Linked DNA regions of Homo sapiens: all the other regions are linked to region 3. A link is a loop called in an ENCODE intact Hi-C map of the cell type or tissue named here. Cell type or tissue: K562. All regions are shown on one strand.

Evidence for each region. Hi-C counts contacts between places; a loop is a spot of excess contacts. Peaks named below come from ENCODE experiments on the same cell type or tissue, not always from the same donor. Only the 100,000 strongest peaks of a DNase experiment are listed, where the experiment ranks them.
Region 1: it touches region 3 in a loop (3-fold over the local background); 3 of 110 quality-filtered maps call a loop at or near these places.
Region 2: a loop joins it to region 3, with 3 times the contacts of the local background. A loop is called at or near these places in 10 of 110 quality-filtered maps.

Annotation. Positions count from the first base shown.
Region 1 is chr21:35,103,305-35,111,304 of GRCh38, forward strand. No RefSeq gene overlaps it. Among named protein-coding and RNA genes, the nearest start is that of RUNX1, 58 kb to the left of the region's middle. RefSeq lists a silencer at 1,927-2,105. In K562, no CTCF peak of the experiment used is centred here; DNase peaks (open chromatin) are centred at 1,713 and 3,137; H3K4me3 peaks cover 693 bases.
Region 2 is chr21:34,993,092-35,001,091 of GRCh38, forward strand. All of the region lies in intron 2 of RUNX1 (RUNX family transcription factor 1), which reads right to left. Among named protein-coding and RNA genes, the nearest start is that of RUNX1-IT1, 42 kb to the right of the region's middle. RefSeq lists an enhancer at 3,241-3,535. In K562, no CTCF peak of the experiment used is centred here; DNase peaks (open chromatin) are centred at 2,121, 3,380 and 4,360.
Region 3 is chr21:34,901,353-34,909,352 of GRCh38, forward strand. All of the region lies in intron 2 of RUNX1 (RUNX family transcription factor 1), which reads right to left. Among named protein-coding and RNA genes, the nearest start is that of RUNX1-AS1, 69 kb to the left of the region's middle. RefSeq lists an enhancer at 7,040-7,334. In K562, a CTCF peak has its summit at 3,691; a DNase peak (open chromatin) is centred at 7,239; H3K4me3 peaks cover 288 bases.

The sequences.
Region 1 (8,000 bases), 200 kb after region 3:
TGCACCCGGGCCCCTCCCTCTGCAGTCACCCAACCTCTCTGGCAGCATCTGTGCTGTTTGATCCATGCCTGGAAAACATCAGTGCTTCCTCCATCTGGATGGGTGGTCTCCAGCATCGTCCCACTCTCCCTCCCTCCTTTAATCTTCAACCAAACTCTCTGTGCACATTCTTCCATCATGGTCACACATTTCACTCCAGGTGTATATGGCTTTGACTGGCTTAGCTATTGATCCTATTTCTTTTGAACATGGCATTTCCTAGACCTTGGTGTTCTAGGCCAATTAAAAACCTGCTTCCTTATATCCTGGTGAGGGCAAATAATGGTGTTTACCTTCCTGCATTAATATCCAACATGCATTTTATTTGTTAACTATATTTTATCCCTACTCATTTGGTACATGAACATAATCACTCATTCTGTGCCTCTTCAAGTTATTCCTGACTGTGAATTACTTGACACCACTAGTATTATTTTTCTCTGTAAACTTTCCCAATATTTATTTGATACTACACATTTTGCAGAACAAAGCCTCGATTATTTTTATTCTTTATTTTTTAATTTTGACTTTTAAAGTTCCTTATTTTCTATTTATTATTCTATTGTTCTATACAACAAAGTTAATTATTACTGTTAACTTTTTTAAAAAAAAACTTTTAAGTTCAAGGGTACAAGTGCAGGTTTGTTACACAGGTCAACTTGTGTCATAGGGGTTTGTTGTACAGATTATCTTATCACCCAGGTATTAAGCCTACTACCCAACAGTTATTTTTCCTGATTGTCTCCCTCCTCCTACCTTCCAAACTCCAAAAGGCCCCATTGTGTGTTGTTTCTTTCTGTGTGTCCATGTGTCCTCATCACTTAACTCCCACTTATAAGTGAGAACTTGTGGTATTTGGTTTTCCATTCCTGTGTTAGTTTGCTAAGGATAATGGCCTCCAGCTCTATCCATGTCCCTGCAAAGGACATGATCTTGTTCTCTTTTATGGCTGCGTAGTATTCCATCATGTATATGTACCATATTTTCTTTATCCAGACTATTATTTATGGACATTTAGGTTGATTCCATGTCTTTGCTATTGTGAATAGTGTTGAATAACTTAGTTCAGCCATTGTGGAAGACAGTGTGACATTTCCTCAAAGACTTAAAAACGGAAATACCATTCAACCCAGCAATCCCATTACTGGGTAAATACCTAAAGGGAGAACATTATTTTTTATTACTATTATTATTTGACCATTTTGGGAGGTTATCTTCACGATTTATACATGATTTTCAGGAACCCCTATTTCAGTACAATAATTTATGATGCAGAAAATTAAATCCCGTCCTGAGGATAATAGTAATAGTAGTATTAGTGGCAACAGCACTAGCAATAGTAGTAGTTATTCTATTAAATATCCAATACATATTTATTAAGCACCTATTATGGGCCAAGCACCCTGTTATATGTAGGGGAGAAAACAGTGGAATACATTCAAACTGTCCCTGACCCAGTGGAGTCTGCTGTCTCCTGAGGGGCTCACATATTCACATGAATAAAAATAAAAGTTAGACCTATGGTACAGGCATGGCAGAGGCTACTGGTCACCCCCCACTAACCCAATCCATCTGTAGATTTTTAGGGGTAGAACCTCTGAGGTAGCTGGACTCATGGCTGCTCAGCCAGAGACAGAGGCCATATCTCCCTCTTAACTGAGAGGGAGCATTCTATTTAATAAGCACTTCTACTGCACTCCCTGACCGCTAGCCACTGTCCTAAGTCCTTTAAGCATACTAGCTCGTCTTATCTTCTTGAGAACACTTTGAGGTAGACAGATGAGGAAACAAAGGAACAGAGAGGTTGAATATTTTAAGTCACACATCTCTTTTTCTTAGAGATGAAGTCTCACTCTGTTGCCCAGGCTGGAGTGCACTGGCATAATCTTGGCTCACCGTCACCTCCATCTCCTGGGTTCAAGAAATTCTCCAGCATCAGCCTCCCGAGTAGCTGGGACTACAGGTGCGCCCCACCATGCCTGGCTAATTTTTGTATTTTTAGTAGAGAAGAGGTTTCACCATGATGACCAGGCTGGTCTCGAACTCCTGACCTCAAGTGATCTGCCTGTCTCAGCCTCCCAAAGTGCTGGGATTATAGGCGTGAGCCACTGCGCCTGGCCTAAAGTCACACACCTCTTAAGGGAAGTAGCTAGAGTACAAATCCAGCCAGTCTAGCTTCAGAGTCAATGCTCCCTGTGTCTATGTATAGGCATAGATTTTTCAATATCATATGTGTGTGTGTACATACAACCTATATGTGTAAACACAAACCTGCAGACTGTGTGTATGTGTACAGAGGTCACACCAGTCCTTCAATTAATTAATTTATTTATTTATTTTTGGAGACAGGGTCTTGCTCTGTCTCCCAGGCTGGAGTGCAGTGGTGCTATCTCGACTCACTGCAACCTCTGCCTCCAGGGTTCAAGCAAATTCTTGTGCTTCAGTGTCCTGAGTATCTGGGACTACAACCAGGCACCACCACGCCTGGCCATTTTTTTTTTTTTTTTTTTTTGTATTTTAATAGAGATGGGTCTTCACCATGTTGCTCAGCCTAGTCTCAAACTCCTGAGCTCAGGCAAGCCACCCGCCTCAGCCTCCCAAAGTGCTAGGATTACAGGCGTGAGCCACCGTGCCTGGTAGTCCTTCAATTTAATACTGCAAATTTAACCTTGCTTCACTGTACGGCATCAGCTCCTTGGACATCTACACGGACTGTGGACACCATTTGATCCAATGTATAGCTAGTTCTCCCCATGGCTATTCAACTATACGTGCCCCCAGTATTCAAAGGACATTTGGAAACTCATCTGATATCTCCAAGTGCTGCTGCAAATAAGATCCTGATGCTGTTTTAGGCACCTGAGTAAAGTCAAAATCTAAGTACAACTATAACTATGACAGTTTTAGAGAGATTCTTGGCTTACTGCTGTTGAGCCACTTACACAATTCTGCAGAGAATAAATGTAGGAGAGAGCAACCTCTTTCCTGCCACCTGACCTTCACTTGGTGGTCAGTCGTGTGGAGCTGGACGTCACTGTCAGCTTCAGTGGAGTCCAACTGCTGACAGATAAGTGGGAGCACATGGCACGTGCGAGATAAGAGCCTATAAGAGCCTGGCGGCCTGAAATAAATGGCAACAACAATGCTCTTCTAAGTGGTCTTCCGAGAAAGCCCTGTTATCATCAGCATTGTTCACACTTAGTAACAACTTTCCTTGAATGGGGTTTTCAACATGTTTGTTCCTTTCAGTCTGAATTATCTGCCAGGGAAGAAACTCTTTCTAAAGTCCGTCAACAGTTGTGAGATTGGGTTGAGGCTCTCAAAGGAGTTTCCGGCTGTTGTCAACACAGCAGGAAGGGGCAAGGATAAAGGGTGATTTAGGAGCCTGTGCCTGGGTAGGTCCTGCCAGAGCCAGCCCAGCCCAGCCCAGCCCAGCCCAGCACAGCACAGCACAGCCCTGCCCAGTAGGTCACGCGAGCGCCATCAGCCAAGGCTTTTGGAAAAACCTATGACAAGGTTTTCAGCTTTTCAGAGATGTGCCAGGACTAACGCAGTGTTACTGGGGAGAAATTAAGAATGTATCCGACGTGTGATTCCCAACTTCATTTTCTGCCTACTCGCTTTAAACAGCCAGTATACAAGAGGCCACTCAGCCATGGAGAAAGTCCCTGAAAGTTCTACGAGATATTCTGATCTTAGTATATTGGGTTCTTAATCTGAACCATATTGAAAATTCCACCATGTAGTTTGAGCTTTGCAAAGTCAGGTCCCACCATATTTTTTTTTTTTTTTTTTTTTTTTTTTTGAGATGGAGTCTCGCTCTGTCGCCCAGGCTGGGATGCAGTGGCATGATCTCAGCTCACTGCAACCTCCACCTCCCGGGCTCAAGTGATTCTCCTGCCTCAGCCTCCTGAGTAGCTGGGATTACAGGCACGTGCAATGATGCCCGGCTATTTTTTGTATTTTTAGTCGACACGGGGTTTACCCATGTTGGCCAGGCTGGTCACAAACTCCTGATCTCAAGGAGTCCGCCCGCCTCGCCCTCCAAAGTGCTGGGATTATTCACAGGCGTGAACCACCACGCCCAGCCCCATCATAATTTTTCTGTAACTCCCCAGGTGACCAGTGCATCCGGCACAGTAATGCTCAATAAACAAGAGTTAAAGTGAACGGAAGATGCTAAATGCCACCGCCGATTGTCATCTACTGATGTATGTTTGAGAGAAATCTTACGGTGATTTCCCACAGCTGTCCTGGAGTCATATAAAGAGATATTTTGAGGGATTAATTCTAAATATTGGGAATGGAAAGAGAGAAAAGCTCTGAGAAAACTTCTTCATTTCGGTGATCAGGAGAAGATGCGTAAAGTATCATGACTTGCATTTTTACTCTCTGGACGAAGTTGTTTTCTTATTATTTTTTACTTTCATTTGTTCATTCACTCATTTACTGATCCACAGGCTTTGGAGTCAGACCTAGGGCTGTACCATCCTACTGTGCAGCTATGGTGGGCCATTGGGCAAGTCTCTGGTATCTCTAAGCCTCAATATCCCACCAAATGTAAAACTAATTCATTCAGTCAAGAGATGCTTTTAAGCACCTCCTAGGTTTCAGGTGTGGAAGAGAGTGAGCAAGAGAGACACAGGCCCTACTTTTGTGGAGCAACTGAACATGAAAGTATCAAATTAGAATATAGGTTTGAAGAAATGTGGAATGATGCACACAGACACAACAAGACAGAAAATATGAAAGGGTGAATAAGAATGATAAGGACTAGTTAAAATTTCAAAACGAGAGACTAGAGAGAGAAGAAATGTTTGAGGATAAAAGGTTGATGATTTTTCAGATATTAGGAAAGACAAAGGCCTTAGGTCCAGAGGGGACATTTGTCCCCTCTGGATCTGGAGATATTTGTATTATAGTGACATTACAAAATGCCAGAGATGATAAAAATAACTTAAAAGCAGCCCTAGAGAAATGACAGACATCAAAAGGAATAATAATCAGATCAACAGAAGTTTTGACAATAATGGATCCGCAAAGACGATAAAATTCTAAGAGAAAATAACTTTGCCAAGCCACTCTACCTTTCAAAAACAAGGTTGAACACATTTTCATATAATAAGATGTAAGGACTCTCACCTTGAAAAAAAATCCTCATGAAAGGAACTTCTAAAGGACATACTTCGGGGAAAAAGGACATAAATACAGAAGAAATATCTCAAACCTCAGATATGATCAAGAGTGTGAGCAAAGAAAAATTGGTAGCCACGTGGATAAATCCAAACATACTTTGACTGAATAAACCAATAGTCACATTAATAACAAATTATAGAATAGAAAACATTGTGGAACTAAAAACCTAACTAATTAAATAATGGTAATAGTTTAGGTGAGAGGAAGATGGCCTGTACTACAGGATGGACAACGAAGAAAGGACATTAGAAAGCATGTTAGAGCAAGTATTAATAAAACCTGGGAACTGGAGATGAAGGTAAAGAAGAGGGAGGATTCAGGGATGCTCAAAGTTCTTTTCTTGGGCAAATTAACTTCTCAAGACCTCAGGTTCCATATTAGAATAGTGAATGGACTGCACGAAATGACATAGAATTATTTTTATTCTGCTATATTAAGTGTTCAATATGTGCCAGCAATTATTACTTCCACAATATTGAGAGAGTGTTTTGTTTGTTCCCCATGGGTGAGACAAAGATGACCTGAACATGATCTAAGTGCTGAATAAGCTTAAAATGTGGTAAAAGAAATACATACACTACTAAGTCTATTTCAAGCCAGAGTGTGATCCACATGCCATCAGGGAAGAGCAAACGTTGTTTTGAAAAGCAAAGGAAGAGGAGATGATCCTGCAGTGAAATCCGGGGAAGATTTTCTGAAAATGTCAAATGGGGCCCTGAAGATTCTTTAGGATTTAAAAATACATAGTTCTTATTTTAATGGTAATATATACCTGTAGGAAATCTGAAAAATTAAAATAGTATAAAAAAGAATGAAATTACTTCCAAATCCTATTATCCAGAAATAATCACAGACAACAGGCTACTAGGCATCTCATCAGACTTTTCAAACTCTGATTCTCTGTTTCTATGAAATACCTTAACAGTGAATGTTGCATATAACATCATCAAATGTTATGCTTTTATAAAATTTTTAAAGCTCTAGAGGGTTCAATTGTATGGATGTGTCATAGCGTAGTGAACCAATCCTGGATGATCAGACACTAATTTTGTTCCTAATCGTTTACTTTTGCCACGGTACTGACATGCACTTTGCAGTTTTACATACTAAGAATAGAAGAAAAATGAACAATCATGATAGGATGTCTCAGGCATAGAAATCAAGACAAATAGAGGTAGAGTGTGCTCAAGAACATTGGTTCTTTCCAGTTTCACCGAAATGAAAAGTTTGTGTACACGAATGTGTAGAAACTAGATAGGGGAATAGTAGATGAAACTAGAGCCCATCGTGATGGGTTCTGAATGAATGATGTGTTTGGACATGATTAGGAAAGTAACTGGGAAGTTGATGATCAGATGTGCAGTTGAGAAAGTTGTATGTAATTAAAAGCAATAGACAGTGTATGTCAGTTAAAAATGCTTTCTGCTGCAAGTAATAGTAAACACTTCAAAAAAGTGGCTAATAAAGAGTGTTTATATTTTTCATATAACCCAAATGGTGACAGCCAGCGGTGGCTGATTGGGTTCAGATGTTCAGTGATATCTACAGAAGGCGCCGGGTCTTCCTGATGCTATGCTCTGTGATGCTTAGAGCACATTATTGGCTTTGTGCTTCCTGGCCACAGGATGACTGGTGTAGCTTCAGGCATCATGGCCTCAAATAAGAGCCAGAATCAGGGGTGTTGTTATGGCAGAGAAAAACCTGCTTGTGTCCCTCTCATCTTTAATCAGTACCTTAGTTTGCCAGGGTTGCCATAACAAAGTACCACAAACTGGTGGCTTAAAACAGCAGAAGTGTGTTCCCGAGGCTAGAAGTCGAAAAGCAAGGTTTTGGCAGGGCCACGCTCCTCTGAAGGCTCTAGGGAAGGATGCTTTCCTACATCTCTCCTAGCTTCAGGCGATTGCTGCAATCCTTGGCATCCCTTGGCTTGTAGCTGCATCACTCCAATTTCCGCCTCTGTCTTCACATGGTCTTCTTCCCTGTGTGTTTCCTCTGTGTCTCTGTATGTTCAAATCTACATCTTCTTACCCTTACAAAGATGCTAACCATTGGAATTAGGGTCCATGGTAATCTAGTATGACTTCATCTTAACTTGATTAGATCTGCCAAGACTATATATATTTCCAAATAAGGCCACACTCCTAGGTGCCATGGATTAGGACTTGAACATACCATTGGGGGGGTCAAAATTCAATCCACTACAATTGGGGACCAAAAATTGTTCTCACAATTTCCTGGTAGGTGCTCCTTCATAGCTCATGGCCAGTTCTGAGTCACTACTCATCCCTAGGCCTGGGGTGTACCCACTTTCTATGGATATTACGAGCTCTCTAGTTGATACTTGACAAAAGTCAGAATTCAAACAAGGGAGAAAAAAGGAGGAGTAGAGAATGTTTGCTAAATGGGCTACAGGATCTGCCACATAGAGGGACAACTTAGAAACATATATTCCATATATATGTTTATATATGGAATATTACATATATTACATAATATTACATATATATGTTTGGAATATATATACATGGAATATATATATTTCGAAGGTTGGTGCAAAGTGCAGTTTTGCCATTGTTTTTAATGGTATATATATAGTTGGACAAGACATAGGGACTGAACTAAAACAAAAGGCATAATATGTCAACAATATTTGTGGAGATAGACTCAATATACCTTGGAAACTACAATTATGAGCACAAGGGTCTATGTGCGGGGATGAGACCAATCTAGAATCTGGGAGCTACGGATCTCTGTGACCTTGATAT
Region 2 (8,000 bases), 92 kb after region 3:
TTCACCTCGTATCTGGCGGACGCCATCACCTCTGCTCTACTTCTAGGGTGACTGCTTTGAGGAAGACGTGGCAATTTCAGAAGCTTTTTAAACTTCCCAGAGCAGAAGGCCAAGTTTCCCAATCTAATCTATATGCCTTAGCGATGTCACTCCTGGACAGGGATAATTTTAAATGCAAGCATACTGATGTAGCTATAGGATGGGGTAAGGTAAGATGTAGGGTAGAAACCATTATCTTAAAAAAAGAGCAACTTCAGAGAAAAAAGCAGTTCTAGGGGCAAACAAAACTGTACCAGAGGGGCTCCTAGGAACCTCAGGGACTTTCCATTTGATTTGCCTTTTCAGGTAAAACACCATTAATAGGAGCCAGAATAGAGTCAGAGGACAATGTCTGTTTGTTTGTCCCTACACACACACACACACACACACACACACATACATACAGGCACACACAGACACACACACAGGCACAGACACACACAGGCACACACACAGACACACACACACAGGCACACACAGGCACACACACAGACACACACACAGACACACACAGGCACACACACACAGACACACAGAGACACACACACAGACACACACACAGGCGCACACACACACAGACACACACAGGCACACACACACAGACACACAGAGACACACACACAGACACACACAGGCGCACACACACAGACACACACACACAGACACACACACAGACACACACACACACATACACAGACACACACACAGACACACACACACACGGGTATGTGACTGAGGAATGTGACATGAATGACCTGGCATAAATGCAATGTTCTAATTTATTCCACATCATTCACTGAGATTCTCCACTCACTAATTTTCCTAAAAGCAGATTTTTTCATATCCTTTGAAGTCAAGCAAGTGGTTTTGGGGAAAGGGTTGTTCCCTCCGGGCCGGCTGGCAACATACGGAATTGTCTCAAAAGCCCCGTTAGCAACAGAGGAAAGGTCAGCCCCCTCTTAGTGAATGGAGAAGGAGAAAGTAAAGGTTGTGATGATAAACATAGAGCAAGTTTTGACAACCATTGGATCATTTAACAGTACCAGAACATCTAGACGGAACCACATTTTTTTTTACCATTGCTATTCATATATTTTTTAAGAAAATTAAAAAAAAAACTTCCAAGACATTTTCTAAACTGGGAAGGAGGATAAAATATTTACCCATGGTGTAAACTATGTAAAATGCAATAATGTGTAAGACCTGGTATTTGACAGCATAACAGGGTGACCATAGTCAATAATAATTTAATTGTACATTTTAAAATAACTAAAAGTATAATTGGATTGTTTATAACACAAAGAATAAATGCTGAGAGGATGGATACCCCATTTTCCATGACGTGATTATTGTATATTGCATGCCTATATCAAAACATCTCATGTACCCCATACATGAGATGTGTATAGGTACAATGTGTGCATAGGAGTGCAGTGGTGTGATCACAGCTCCACAGCTGTGCACCTGCTATGCGTATACACCTACTATGCACCTAAATGCCTAGGTACCTACATTTACGGGTACTACGTACCCGTAAAAATTGAAAATTAAAAAGAAAAATAAATAAACGAAATGATCTATTATCTTCTTCTACTGATGAGGACATAATGAAGGGTTTGGTATGTTAGACTCATACACATATATGCAGACTTTTGTGGTTGTAGTTAAATTGGTCAATAGATATAGACTGACCTAAGAAAAGAGGAATTAACTTCCAGCCTAATACTGACTGGGCACTTCTGTTCCCGTACACCCTCAGAGACTTCAGCCAACTTCTGAAGCAGTTAATTGGCTTTCCTGGCTGGAACCGCAACGCCATTGCAGGCAAGTGTCTTGGAGCTCCAGACAGGCCCGTGAACAGGGTGGCAAGAAGTCTAGGAGAACATGAATCAGCCCCGCATGGACACCCGTGGCATTTAAGCCCGAAAGGAAACTTGACTGGTAGCCGAAGTCAGCAATGGATGCCAAGCAGGCTGTGCCATGTTGGGGGACTGAGGGGTGGGGACCGGCTCCTGAGCATGGCTGGTGGCCACGGAGGCCCCACCTTGTGAGGCCACTATGTCCCCTTTGGCCCTACACATCAGACTCCACCCTTCCCAGCAGACTCTCTGACCCTTTCAGCTCTGACCACAAAGGGTGGAACTTAATGAGCTGGGAACCCAATTTCTCACTGGTTTTGGTAAATTAAAAGCGATAAAATGAGTAATCCATTAAAGTCATCATTTTTCCTAACTGAAAAAAAAAAGTATGACAACTCTGTTGAGACTTGACCTCTTTGAAATAAAGGCTGTTACTTTCTGGGAGCTTTTTTTTTTTTTTTTTTTTTTTGAGACAAGGTCTTGCTCTGTCACCCAGGCTGGAGTGCAGTGGTGTGATCACAGCTCACTGCAGCCTTGACTTCCTGGGCATAGGTGACCCTCCTGCCTCAGCCTCTCAAGTAGCTGTGACTACAGGTGTGCGCTACCATGCTCAGCTAATTTTTGTATTTTTTGTAGAGACAGGGTTTCGCCATGTTGCCCAAGCTGTTCTCGAACTCCTGAACTCAAGCCATTCACCCGCCTTGGCCTCCCAAAGTGCTGGGATTATAGGCGTGAACCACCATGCCTGGCATCTGGCAGGTATTCTGAGATTTAAATCTTTAGATACTGCAGTTTACTCATTGTCCTTTGTTGTCATGGAGTTTATAGAAAAGGCTATTTAGGAACTAATGCTGTCTTAATTATTTTCTCTGTCTCTCCTCTGCCTCTTCGAATGTACATGTGTAGGTGTATGTGTGTGTATATGTACGTGTTTCTTTTTATACTTGGCTTTTTGTAGCCATCATTTTTTATCTTTTAGAATGCCCCCACCACACATTCAGCATAGATTTGCTTTTCAGAATTTTGAACATTGAGAATTCTTTGAATATTTTCTAATACCTGAACATTTACCTTTATATGTCTGCAGCCTGTGGACAGGTGTGTAGAATAGCAGACTGTCAGACTTGGGAGGACCATGAGGCTATTGACTTGGACCTTCCATCTCATCAAGCAGGAATTCTCCCAAGGAACCACCGCCCTGACCTATCCCAGGGGTCAGGCCTGCCTAAACCAGGCTTGAGTTTTGTATATATTGCTCAGCTCAGTTGTAGAGCTCAGGTGTGATAACTCTGCCTAAGAGGGGATGAGGAGGAGGGCTAAATGGAGGGAAAAGTGGTACAGGAGAGAAAATAGAGAGAAAGGGACATTATAAGGGTGGGACTGGGGTCAGAGGCTGGGAACTGGGGGCTGGGGGAGATCTATCAGAAGAGAGCAGGCTGCAGGGACGTCCTCCTGGGTTCCTGCTGTGTCATGCGTCTGACCTTTTGTGTCTCTTTCTCAAACCCTGTTGATGTGTCAGCCCACGAGATGCTGGGGGTGTGGAGAGGACGAAGACCAGGGCAGAATCTTTGGCCTAAAAAGCAGAGTTCCTGGAACAGTGTCGACATTTTAAAAATATTAGCTAGCTTGAAGAGGAATGCTGAACTCTCTCTCTCTCTATTGTTCTCTCCTACTTAATTTCATAACTGATCTCCTCTTATTGAAACTGTAAGTGGAAAAAAAGATGGTTTCACAGAGATCCTCATTAAAGAAAGTGTTGCCGTAAGTAATCTAGTAATGTAGGCGTTCTGCAGCACAACATTCCTCCTGAGCTTATCACTTTACACTGTGAGGCCAAGATGTTAAAAAAAAATACACACATACACAGCAAACCCCTACTCCCAAACATAAGAGTTTAGATCTTGAGCAATAAGACATAGATACTATCACAATATTTTGCAAATCTCAGAAACATTGCCACATTTTCCATAGGGTTAACATCTGAGATGAAAAACTAATTCAGAACTTATGATTCCTTTTAAAAAAATTCCCTTAGCCAAACTGAAGAAATTTACTCGGGAGAAGAAAATGACTTAACTTGTAGTTTCCACAATGAGAAACATATTCTCATGGCTTTCAGCCACTTTCTATCATTATGTGATGGGCTTAAATTGCATTCACTGACAGTGAATTAAAAGCATGAATGAAATCTTTAAATGAACAACTGAAATAAAATCATGATTTAAACATCCTAGCACTTAAAAGTAAAAGAAACTTTTGCATGGCTGTAGACATAATGATCAATACTGAGTCTTAATCCCAAACCTGACAGCCCATATTTTTCAAACTGAGTGCCTCAAATTCACAATAAAAAAAAATAGGCCTCTTATTGCTGCAGTGAGATAGGGCAGTGTAATGCCTATGAGTGTGTCTCTTCCTGTGTTGTATCTGGCCTTGAGTCCACAGAATCCCCCAACATCAAAGGAAGCAGTAGGAGATGGTGTGTGGAACACCAGATAGCCGGAGGAAAGGGGAAACTCTTCCTTTGCCAAGAGGGATTGCTAAAATTAGATGGTAAAGTAGTCTTGGCACTGGAAGTCGTCTTGCTGACGATCAGCTTCAATAGATGATAGAACTGTTGCTTATTTGGAGACTTTCAAAGAGAGGGGCTTACACCCCAGGCAGGAACGTCTTACCAGGCTGAAGAGCTCTTTCTGTGTGGAGATGCTTTCCTAGGTCTATCTTAAATTCTTCATGCTGATATTCAACCCCACTTCCTCTTGCTTTGGAGCTTAGTGCAGAAGGGGCCTTGCCAGGCACTATTCTTTTCCTGCAAACTTCCCAAGATGATTTTCATAACTCAAGACCATCATCCTTCTCTCCCCAACACCCCCAATCTGGGCGCTTCATTTTGGCCTTTTCTGTGCATTTGGGGTGCATGTGGAAAGAAGGTTCTGCAAGATGGGGTGGAAGGACCAGGACTGGGCTCTCACTTGGGCTGAGCGTATGGTCACCTGGCACATCCAGGGCCATCTCTACTCTCCTCCCCCATCTCCCTTGCCTCTGCCTTGCCCTGGTGACATTATCTAGACATCTACCACTCAAATGTATGACTTGGGTAAGCATTGCATCTTCTATGTTTCTCTTTTAAACTTTGAGACCATCAGGAAAGGGTTGAGCCTGTCAATATTAATATCTTTGCTGCCCTCGTTTCCTCTCAAGAAAATATTTAGGGAAGCAAGAAGGGCTGGGAGAGGGGATGAAGAGGAAAAGCAGGGGGCTTAGGAAAAGGGGACCTGAGCAGGGGCCACAGAGATCAGCCCCATTTTCCTGAGAACGTCCCTGTGGCTTCCTCAGAGGGACCACACAACGTCCAGAGACCACCGTGTGACTTTCAGAGATAACAGCGACAGTTCCTGGCAACATTTGCTCCCTCCCCCACCTCCATCCTTCATCCTCCTCCTCAGAGAATTTTATTTGGCTTTGGGCAACATGAAAGTCAACTCCACAGAGTGCAGAGGGAGTCAGAGAGCCCAGTCCTCATCTCATCTGGTCAGCTTCTTTTTTCTTTTTTTCTTTTTCCTTTTTTTTGAGATGGAGTCTTGCTCTGTCACCCAGGCTGTAGTGTAGTGGCCCAGTCTCGGCTCACTGCAAGCTCCGCCTCCCAGGTTCACGCCATTCTCCTGCCTCAGCCTCCCGAGTAGCTGGGACTACAGGCACCCGCCACCATGCCTGGCTAATTTTTTGTATTTTTAGTAGAGATGGGGTTTCACCGAGTTAGCCAGGATGGTCTCAGTCTCCTGACCTCGTGATCCGCCCGCCTTGCCCTCCCAAAGTGCTGGGATTACAGGCGTGAGCCACCGTGCCCGGCCTCTTTTTTCTTAAGACCAAAACAAACCACAAACGCTCTCACCCTACTAAATATCCACCCATGAAGTACAGTTGGGAAATCTGTGCTCCAAAGCAAAACCATTCTCTTTGAAGGAGCCAGCCTAGACTGCTCTATCCCACCAATGAGAGAGTTAATAGACTTGATGGGAGACAGGCACATGGCAATAAGGAGGTCTGTTCTTAGGTGAAATAGGTGAGTTGTGCTGGCCATCAGCACTGGAAGCCCTGAATTCAGGCCTTTGGGTGAGCAGGGCAGCACACACAACTGGGCAGAGTGGCCCTTTATCTCATGCCAGCTGGACCCAGAGCCGGAGCTTGGAGGCTGGGGTGATCAGGCTGTTCTTGGCAGAGGTTCCTGAAATGAAATGACTCTGGTGGTGATGGGAGGCCGTGGCTCCAGGCCTGCCCCAGCATAACACGTTGTTAGCATATGTTAACAGGCTGCCTTTTCTCCAAAGATCACAAAATGCATTCCATTTAGTGTCTGTTTTGGAAGTGTTGCTATCTGTGTTTTATAGGTGACAAAACCAAGATACATCAAGGTCATGGAGCCCCCACAGCTGAGGGTGAGTGAGTTAGGGGCTGACCTGGGAGACCTGCGCTTCCTGATTCTCAGGCTGTTGCTCAACAGCTGACCCCTGATCTTTCCAAACTCCTTCCAGAATGGTCCTTTTGGCCTGCAGATCTCAGGGTCTGGTAGGAGTTAAAAGGAACACGTGTGTTCTGAACTCCCTGGAAGAGAGTATTGAAAACACACACACAATCTAGTGTTCGACATGTGGGGACCGAGATGAAAGGGGACAGCTGTTTCAGTGCTGGGTTTTGTGACCACACGTGGTTAGGCCTTCAGCCCACGGAAAGCACATGGAAAATGAGTGGAAGACCTGGCTCCCTCTCTTCTCTCCCGTTAGGCACAAGACGGTGTAAATCCTGGTCTTCCTCCTTTTAAAAGTGTGACTATTGCGTCAGACTAAGCTTTCTAAGGAACTCGCCACTGGTATCATTCAACAGAAAGGAACCTGCTAGATTAAAGCTAAGTGAAATTTTCCAAATGATTTCAGCTGGCTCTACCTAGTGGTTAAGCTTCATCTTTATCGGGCTGAACGAGATGAGCTTTCACCCAAGATGTTGGAGCCACGCTTATAATATTTGACTTTTACACAAACAGTTATTTGATTGCAATCCAAACAAAAGCAAATGATGTCCAAAGTTAGAACTATGGATACAAGGCACTGAAACATCTTAAAACTCAAGGCTGAAAGGTATCTAAGGAATTTTTGTCTCAAGGAAGAGGTGTTATAATTCCCAAAAAGGAAACTGTGTCTACTGATTTTTTTAAATCTAGAGGGAAGACGATCATATAATTTTCTTTCTTTCTTTTTTTTTTTTTTTTTTTTTTGAGACAGAGTCTTGCTCTGTCACCCAGGCTGGAATGCAGTGGCGCAATCTCGGCTCACTGCAAACTCCGCCTCCCGGGTTCACGCCATTCTCCTGCCTCAGCCTCCTGAGTAGCTGGGACTACAGGCACCCACCACCACACCTGACTAATTTTTTGTATTTTTAGTAAACACGGGGTTTCACCGTGTTAGCCAGGATGGTCTCGATTTCCTGACCTCGTGATCTGCCCACCTCGGCCTCCCAAAGTGCTGGGATTACAGGCGTGAGCCACCGCACCCAGCCTCATATAATTTTCATCAGGCACTAAAGCTTAACAATCAACTGGCAAACAAATGTTTACCATACACGACTGTATGCAAAGTTCCGGAAGGGCAGGCAGATAGCTATTTTATTCATGTTCCCATAGTTGAGTGCTTCATGTTCTTTGGACTTGTATAAGTAACATTAACTACTCTTAATACTGGGAAATTCTTTGTTATCTCTCTCAACCGTCTCTCACATCATTGCCTTTTGGTATGGCCTCCTAATCTGAGTTCTGTTCCAGGGAAAATGGGAATGGAAGTCACTCTCAATGACAGCCCTGCACACGCAGGGAACACCTGGTTACTAGTTTGTCCCTGAGCCACTTCTTCTGGTGCCAGGCTGAGCTAAGGATAAGGCAGCAGAAAGCAAAAGGCAACCTCGAATGTCTCTAGATCCAGACTTTTGGTCTTTCCCTCCAAATGTCTTCCTCCCATAGTCCTCTATGGCAATTGCAGTTTCCAGATTTCTTACGCTGAAGAACATGTGATACTTCCATGCCTGTTTTCTTTTGCTCGTTCCCTCCATCTACCA
Region 3 (8,000 bases):
TAAAAAAAGTAGCTGGGCGTGGTGGCGGCGCGTGCCTGTAGTCCCAGCTACTCGAGAGGCTAAGGCGGGAGAATCGCTTGAACTCGGAAGGCGGAGGTTGCAGTGAGCTGAGATGGCACCACTGCACTCCAACCTGGGGGACAGAGCCAGATCCGTCTCAAAAATAAATAATAATAATAATAATAACAATACCAGTTTCTATCTGTTAGTCTTACGGGTTGAAGACAGAGGTTAAGGGGCCAACGTGTGGACCCTGGAAAGGGTGTGAGCCCTTCTCCACATTCTCTTTGGTGTGGGCCCTTCTCCACATGCTCTTTGGTTCCGTCAGCTACAGACAGAGGTTATGTTTTAAGAGATAGACTGAGAAGTCACTCTCCACATGAAACCAGTCTTCTCTTCGAGTGATATCCTTCAGCTAAGCATTGTGAGAAAGTATCCAAGTGGAGCATCTGAAAATTGCGCTCCAGGGAGGGGAGTTTAGGGACTTGTCCATGGCTTTCAGTTCCCTAATTGGCGAATGTCACACTAGTAAGATTTTCTGGTGGATGATAGATGCAGAGTCTATAAAGTTGCTAATACTTCTGGAGTCTGCTTTCTTTTGTAATCTGCTTTATTTGAGGCATTTTAGTTAATATATTTAAAGCTATTTCCACCACAATGAATAGGAAATGTGACATGATTTTTCTAAGTTGAGTAAAAAAGAAATGAATGAATGTATGAATTGAAAGCAGGGGTCCTGTTCCTCATGTCCCACATGCTATCCCACAGCAAATGCTCCTTCCCAAACAGAATCATTTATTTGGATTCTTTGTGTTTATAATTTACTCTTTCACTAGGAGAATTATGAGATAGAAAGTATTTTTTCCTTAAGCAACTTTTGTGTTCAAAAATAACAGAGTGATTTTAATTGGTTCTTGAAGGGAGGAGGGTAGGGGATTAACTGCAGACCAGCTTGATAAGACGACCCTTGGTGAGCTGGTAGAGCAGTAGGTAGGTCTATGTTAGACCTTAAATGTGGACAATGGTGGGTACAGGACAGGCAAAGGAAATACCCCAAAGCTGGCTGAAACAGCAAATTTCTACATGGACAACTAATTCTTGGATACTTGGAGTAAAGACATCAATATATATTATAAAGACATAAATACATATATATTCTATATAAAGGTATACATGAGATTCACACACACAAATATATTATCTTCAAATGATAGCTAGGTAATCATTCACTCAGATTCCAAATTCAAAATTTAAGATTTAGAGTTATTGATGACTGGATTAATTCATGCAATTAACATGAACCCCAATATATTTGAGTGCAGGAGTACTCACTATCTCATAAGGTAGAGGAACCTGTAGGAAGTTTGTTACTAGCCATGTGAGCAAGTTAGTTACTTACCTTGCCCCAGCCTCAGCCTCCTCATCCACAAAACAAGAGGCTTGGACAAGGTGGGTTTTCCAGCTCCAGGAACATTTATGCAAATGCCACTTGGAATTGTGGGAAATCGGCCCGGGTCTGGTGCTTACCCATGTCAGCATATGGCTAGAGTGAACTTGGGTTTCGAGTGGGAAGGGGCCAGGAAGGAAAAAGAGGACCCAGAATCAACTAGAGATAGGACATTTTAAGGACTTTCCCATTTCACATAGGTTTTCTCTAATTTCACATAAGTATTGCCTGTTTTAAAAAGCAGATTCAAGAAGATATGATTTAAAACAAGTATACACATAAAAATAACTCTGAGATTCTGCATCTTCTAGAAAATCACAGACATGTTGCTATCGTATTCTATAATTTACATGGTGATTGAGAATAGACCCACAGTTACTCAGTGTTATCCAAAATAATTTATTATTATAATCACTAAAAATATTACAATTCAGCTCTTTGATTAATTCTGTTTACTCCATGCCCACCAAATTAGTGAAGTTTCACTATGTATATTACAAAATAATAGTTTAAAAATAATATGGATGTACAATATAGTTTAATTCCTATTCAATAAACAGATAAGCTTCATTATTATTATTACAACTGTTACTACCTCAAATTTGTGACTTTTTTACTAAAATAAAATTTTTCCTATTTATGATCCCATATAGACTATAGAGAAATTTCCCACAAACATAGCAGAATTCCTTAGAAAGGGAATATAGAAGCTTTAGCTAAATTTTGGGTGCCGAATCACCTATTTGTTTTGGGACATAGAAAGTCTACTCAAGAATCCAGAGTAAGACCTTGATCTCAGTCTTGCTTACAAGGTCTTGATCTGTGAAGGAAGTGCTGAGATATCTACATTTGTCAATTAAATAATAAATTGCCAAATATCAGCCTTAGAGTATTCTATAGGCACTCGGATAAGATGGCAAATACTTTCATATTAATCCTGTTATCTTCAAATTTGGAAAACAGACTGTTATAAGAAACAGTTGGCTAAGACTATCAATATCCTGCTTTCTTGTGGGGTCATGAAATTGCCATAGTTTACAAAAACTTTAAAATTTCATGTTGTAGTCTGAAATAAAAAATAGCTGGAAAAAGCAACAATAGAAGTAATAATCCTATTCTCTAATTACGTAATTATATTTTCTAAATTTCATGAAACTGCTAAGATCTGTATTGTAATGGTTACATATTTTCAGGTTACATTATTACTATTATACAATTGATATTCAATAAATGATACCTTTTTATGGGTAATACATTGAAATGGAATAGTAAACATTTTTTGCGGAGACTTCTCATAAAACATCATTGTCTACCTCTCAAACAATAGTTAAGTGAGATTTAAACTTTTTTATATGATTGTTTTGGACTTGCTTAGAAAAATACTACCATTTAAAACTATATTCTAAAAGGTAAGGCAAATTTTGCTAGAATTTTTGAATTAAAAAATGGTGATATTTCTGTAGAGTTATCTTTTTGAAAGGTAGAGAGAAAGAGTGGAAAGATTTTTTTAATAAAATTAAACTAAAACATCTGAAAATAGATATGACTTGATAGCTAATTTTTAATTTATATTTATACGTGCAATGAAATCTATATTCAGAGATCATCCAAAAATTATTAGAAACATACAAACAACACTTGAAAAATGTTATCACATATTTTTGCAGAGTAGGTTGTTTTGAAAACAGCCAGAGCAAAGAAACAGATGATCACCAAAATATTACCACAAATGAGCCCAAAAATAAATTATAGGTCATTTCTAGTTGAACCACTGACCAATTAGTGCACTAATCTTAAGTAACTACATAGCACACTCCCATTTTTTTCTTTCCTAGTTATCTTAACAATTCAAATGCATGTGAAGATACCCATTTTGAGGAGAATTTAAAATGTATTATTGGTTGATACAGCACTTCTAGGTAAGTTCTCAAGGGGGGCCTGCAGCAAATATTTACATAAATGTGGACTTTAAGATTGTTTCAGAAGTATTCTGTTTTAGGAGGTTCTGTAATTGTCAACTTCTCGGTTTAGGAAGAACCTCACGTTTTAGAGAAGAATATTCTAGATCAAGTCTTTTTCCTTAATGCAGAAATAGTAAAGTTTCTAAAATAGAAATCATTTTGTTTAGCCTTCTCTTTAACCAAAAACACCAAATAATGAAGTAGACTTCTAAGGAGGAAAGAAGAAAACTTTACCAAATATGCCAGTGGGGGCTCCACTTTTAGTCTGCAAACCTCTACACCTGGGAGCTGCGCTGTCAAATTGAGTCAGGTCCTGATTGAGCTGAATGATAGACACATAGTGCCCAGACACCGTGCACAGTGAACTCACTCTAGGAGACCCGCACGCCCCCTTCTCCCAATTCACCCACTGCTCTGGAGGTCATTATTTAACACCGGCAAATTGAACGACAACATGAAATGAAGTGCAAGATGTAGATATTTCTTCCCCCTCACTAATCTCGCTCACAAGAGAATTCATTCTTTTCTTTTTGCCTCAGGCATATCCAGGCTAGCAATTTTCATTTTGCTACCTAAATGATTTCCCCATCCCCCACCTTTCCCAATTAGAGTGGAAATGGATTAAGACTTCAGGTTAACCCCTCCGTTACTGGGAATGAGAAGGAAATAACGTTATTATGTGTAAGCTTTATTTTCACCGTTGTGTATGATGCTCTTTTCTGATCATGGTAAACACAGATTTAATTAATCCCACTCTCCCCAAAAGACATTCCTTTAGTGAAGATATGACACTGCCTTAAGGTAAAGAGCAAGAGAAAAACTTCTTTAGCCAGAATGTTATTCTGTTAACTTGTCATCTTTAAAGTGTTCTAGAATGCTTATGAGTAAAATTAGGAAATTTGGATACAAAGTAGGAAGTTATATGGAAGCATAAAAGCACATTGGTTCTTCAGTTACAGAGAATGGATACAACAAAAGTTAATACTTCCTTGGTTTTTACTAAGCTTGAAATATCTGGATCTAAAAAAATTAAGTGTGGGATAAATATCTAGAAAATGCTGGATCATCTGAAACTTATCACGTAGCTTTTCCCCCTACAGAACCTAAAAATAAAAACTTCTCTAGAAAAAAAGCATCCTCTCTTTACTGATCTTTAAAAATTTTAAATGTTGAAGCCCTGAGTATGTATACCTCACATAACTCCTCTATAGCAACCTATAAAACAAGAATCCTCTCTCCTGGTGGTCTGTTTATTTTGCTATGAACAAAAGGGAAGGAGCTTCAGTATTTCTGAAAATAACCTGAATTCCCCTTTGAGACAAAGTTTTGGATTTTCGAAAGTAAATGTGGTACTTTTCTATTTTTTAAACTAATATATAAGTGTACATACTATTGGCTTTGTTGGTCAAGAAAACAGTTTATCATACCAGGAAGAGACTGGGTAGCAGAACAGCAGCCTACGAATGCATTAGATTTGGGTTATGCTGGGTTTTGACAGGTTTGGGGGTTTAAGAAACTGGGTTGGTTCGTCACTAGGAATCCATTAAGTGTTGCTAGTCCGTGAGGACAGAGAAAGCTGTGGAATTCATTCCTCAAAAGCAAAAGCCTTATTTGTGCTAATAGGGTTATAACAACTGAGCAAATTTTAGTGGACAAATAGTAGAGGTCCTTAACATTTACTGAGCTATTCTGAGCTTCAGACATTGTGGCAAGGGCTTTCTGTGCATTATGTCATTTAATCCTTTTGGTAATACTATTAATTTAGGAACAATTATCCCCTAAGGCTTAAAGAAGTTAGACAACTTGCCCAAGGCCACATAGAGATGGAGCAGTGAAAGTAAGAATTTGACCCAGTCAGTGCACAGAGTAGACAATCTTTGAATTACATGCATTTAAATAAAAAAAGGCTGTTCTTCATAGTTCTCATTGAATAAGTTTCATAGACAATGACTTTCCCAAAGGACTCCTTTTGCTTCTGAAGGGCAGCCACTCTCCAGTTAAAGGGGATTTGCAAACAGGCCCACTCTGGATTGCAGTACAAGGAAAGGAACTGCTTTAGAAACACAGAACCCAGATAGATGGATAAATATTTCAATGCCTTTCCAGAATAGTACTTAAGAAGCAGAGCCCATCTCAGTTTGGGTTTGAGCCCATGGCCTTATGGTTTAAATATAAAATGCATTAAAGCTCTTTATTTAGAGAGTCACGTGCCCTTTTGTGGGAGCAGCCCCAATTCTCCCTCTGACTTTAGTGAGTGTACAATGCAAATAGGTGTTTTGATATTGTCATTAGTATTCATTATTCATGAGGACTTGATCGTGTATTCAAAGTCAGCCAGGAGGGTCATGTGCCCCCTTCAGTGAAAACCTTGACTCTAAGGACAGCACTTTCCTGGTGTACAGTCTTTGGGGGCTCTTGACAGCAAGAAAACCTAAACAGGAGAATCCCACTTAGCATCTGCCCACAGGTAAGGGGCACAGAGAAGGAGATATAGACTTCTAATTTAGCAAAAAGAAGTATGCTGCCATGTGAAAAGTTTCTAAACAGTGACTTCTAAACAATAGGTTGTGACCCATAGATTGGTTGTTAATAATAATAATAACAAAAGCAAGGTAAGAAGAAGAAATAGAACAGAATAACTGGAAAATAGAGTGCTTCATCAGTAGTAAGGGTGAATACTGCTTCCTGAAGCTCTTTTTTTGATTGATGTATCTCCCCTGAGCCCTGGCATACTATTTACTTCTTACTGTTTCTTGCTATTCAAAAAGTTTGCAAGCCTCTAGCCTAAAATGTCTTATTTTCTTAGTACTCAATTTGTTACTTGACTTGGTGTTTGGCTCCCTGTGACTCTCTGAAGTTCTCCTTTCTGTGCCTCCGCTTCCACCTTTGCCAAGTCTAAAATCATGCCATGTAAAAGTTATCAAGAAAACCAATTAAATCATAACTGCCGAAGTGCCTTGTCAAGCTAAACAGTCATGAGAGGTGAAGGATTATTATGAAATAAAACAGAGTGAAGCTGTTTTGAAGGCCATCCTTCTGTGGAATAGCATTGGGTCATTTCGTTCAGAGGCGAAAAGATTCTTAGCAAACATTGGGTCATTTTGTTTAGAGGTGAAAAGATTCTTAGCAAACATTTTGTCCAATCCATTTAGTTTATAGAGGGAAAAGGAGGCTCTGAAAAGTGAGTGGCTCTTCTAAGCTCCCGAAACAGTGGCTGATCTGGGACCCCCTGACCTGTGAATTTGTGGTCCACCCCCATGCTCTGCCACTCCTCCAAGAGCCGTTTTGCTACTTCTTTAAAAAAGGGAGGGTCTTATGAAATTGTATTTACAGAAAATTTACAACTCATGCAAAGCTAAATGGATTTCTTCCCTTTCAAAGTGGTTTCCTGATTGCAATCACATAAATTAAACTCCAGCCCCAAAAAAGTCATTCGAACAGAGTAATGATACATCTCCAAGAAGAGATACAGAGAATTCTTTGAAATTCTCAAGAAATAATGCAATGAGATGCAAAAGGGTAACTATTATTAATCTTCTTCCTGAAGTGTCAATCAGGAAGGTATTTTTAAATTGTATTGGAAAGGAAGAAGAGACAATGTTTCTTCCCATTAATGATCTGAACTGAAAGTAAGGGAGGAACTAAAAAATGTGCAAAATGTCCTCGGGGAAAAAAAGTAGTATAAAACATAGTCTTGGATGATACAGCAAGGTCGTTGCTCAATTTTATGTTGTAACACTATTTTAACTGTCACCAAGGGCTGGGATAGCAAATATTGCATCAACTCTGCAAGGTGTTTCCTGGGTTTTGTGGACAGGGGGGTCGGGGGAGGTGCAATCTCCATTCTTGTGAAGGCCAGATAAAGACTTCTGCTGCAAGCCACTATCTTTTTGTGCTGAAGCTGTAGATAACACAGTTTCACACCCTGCTGCCCAAGTCCTGCTTTCCCAATTTGTAGGTCTTTATTGCAAAAGTCTTTTGTGTTTGTTTTATCAGACACATTTTATCATCCTTCTCCAAACACCCTTTGTCAAAGTCAGCCTTTGAACTTCTTTTGCATATACATAGAATGGGACCAATGATTCAGGATATGTAACAGGCTTATCTTATAATTCTAAAGAAAGAGGAACAGAGCCATTGACCTTTCTTCTATATTTTCTTGGGGCTGGTGTGTCTGTGTGTGTGTGTCTGTGTGTGTGTATGTGTGTGCTAGGGGTAAGATGTACAATCTCATTACCTTTAGAAGATAATGCAATAGATTATCCTATACCAATAATTTATGCCTTTTAGTTTTGCACAAATTAAACCTGAATCTTAAAGTTCAACTTGTCTAGGATTGTACTAAAGGCCGCATTGCAGGTAGGGCTAATTTCGGGGTCTGATCCGTGTGGCTCCCCATGCTCCTGACAGTACACCAGGACCACTCTGTGTTCACTCCCGTGTGCAGTCCCCATGCTCCTGACAGTACACCCGACCCTAAGATTCTTGCTTCGCTTGCCTTTGATATGGTGATCTCTGGAACTGAGTATCAAACCTTGCTTGAGGAATTAAAATGCTTGCTCATATCACTTATATCTTTTAAATGTGGAAAA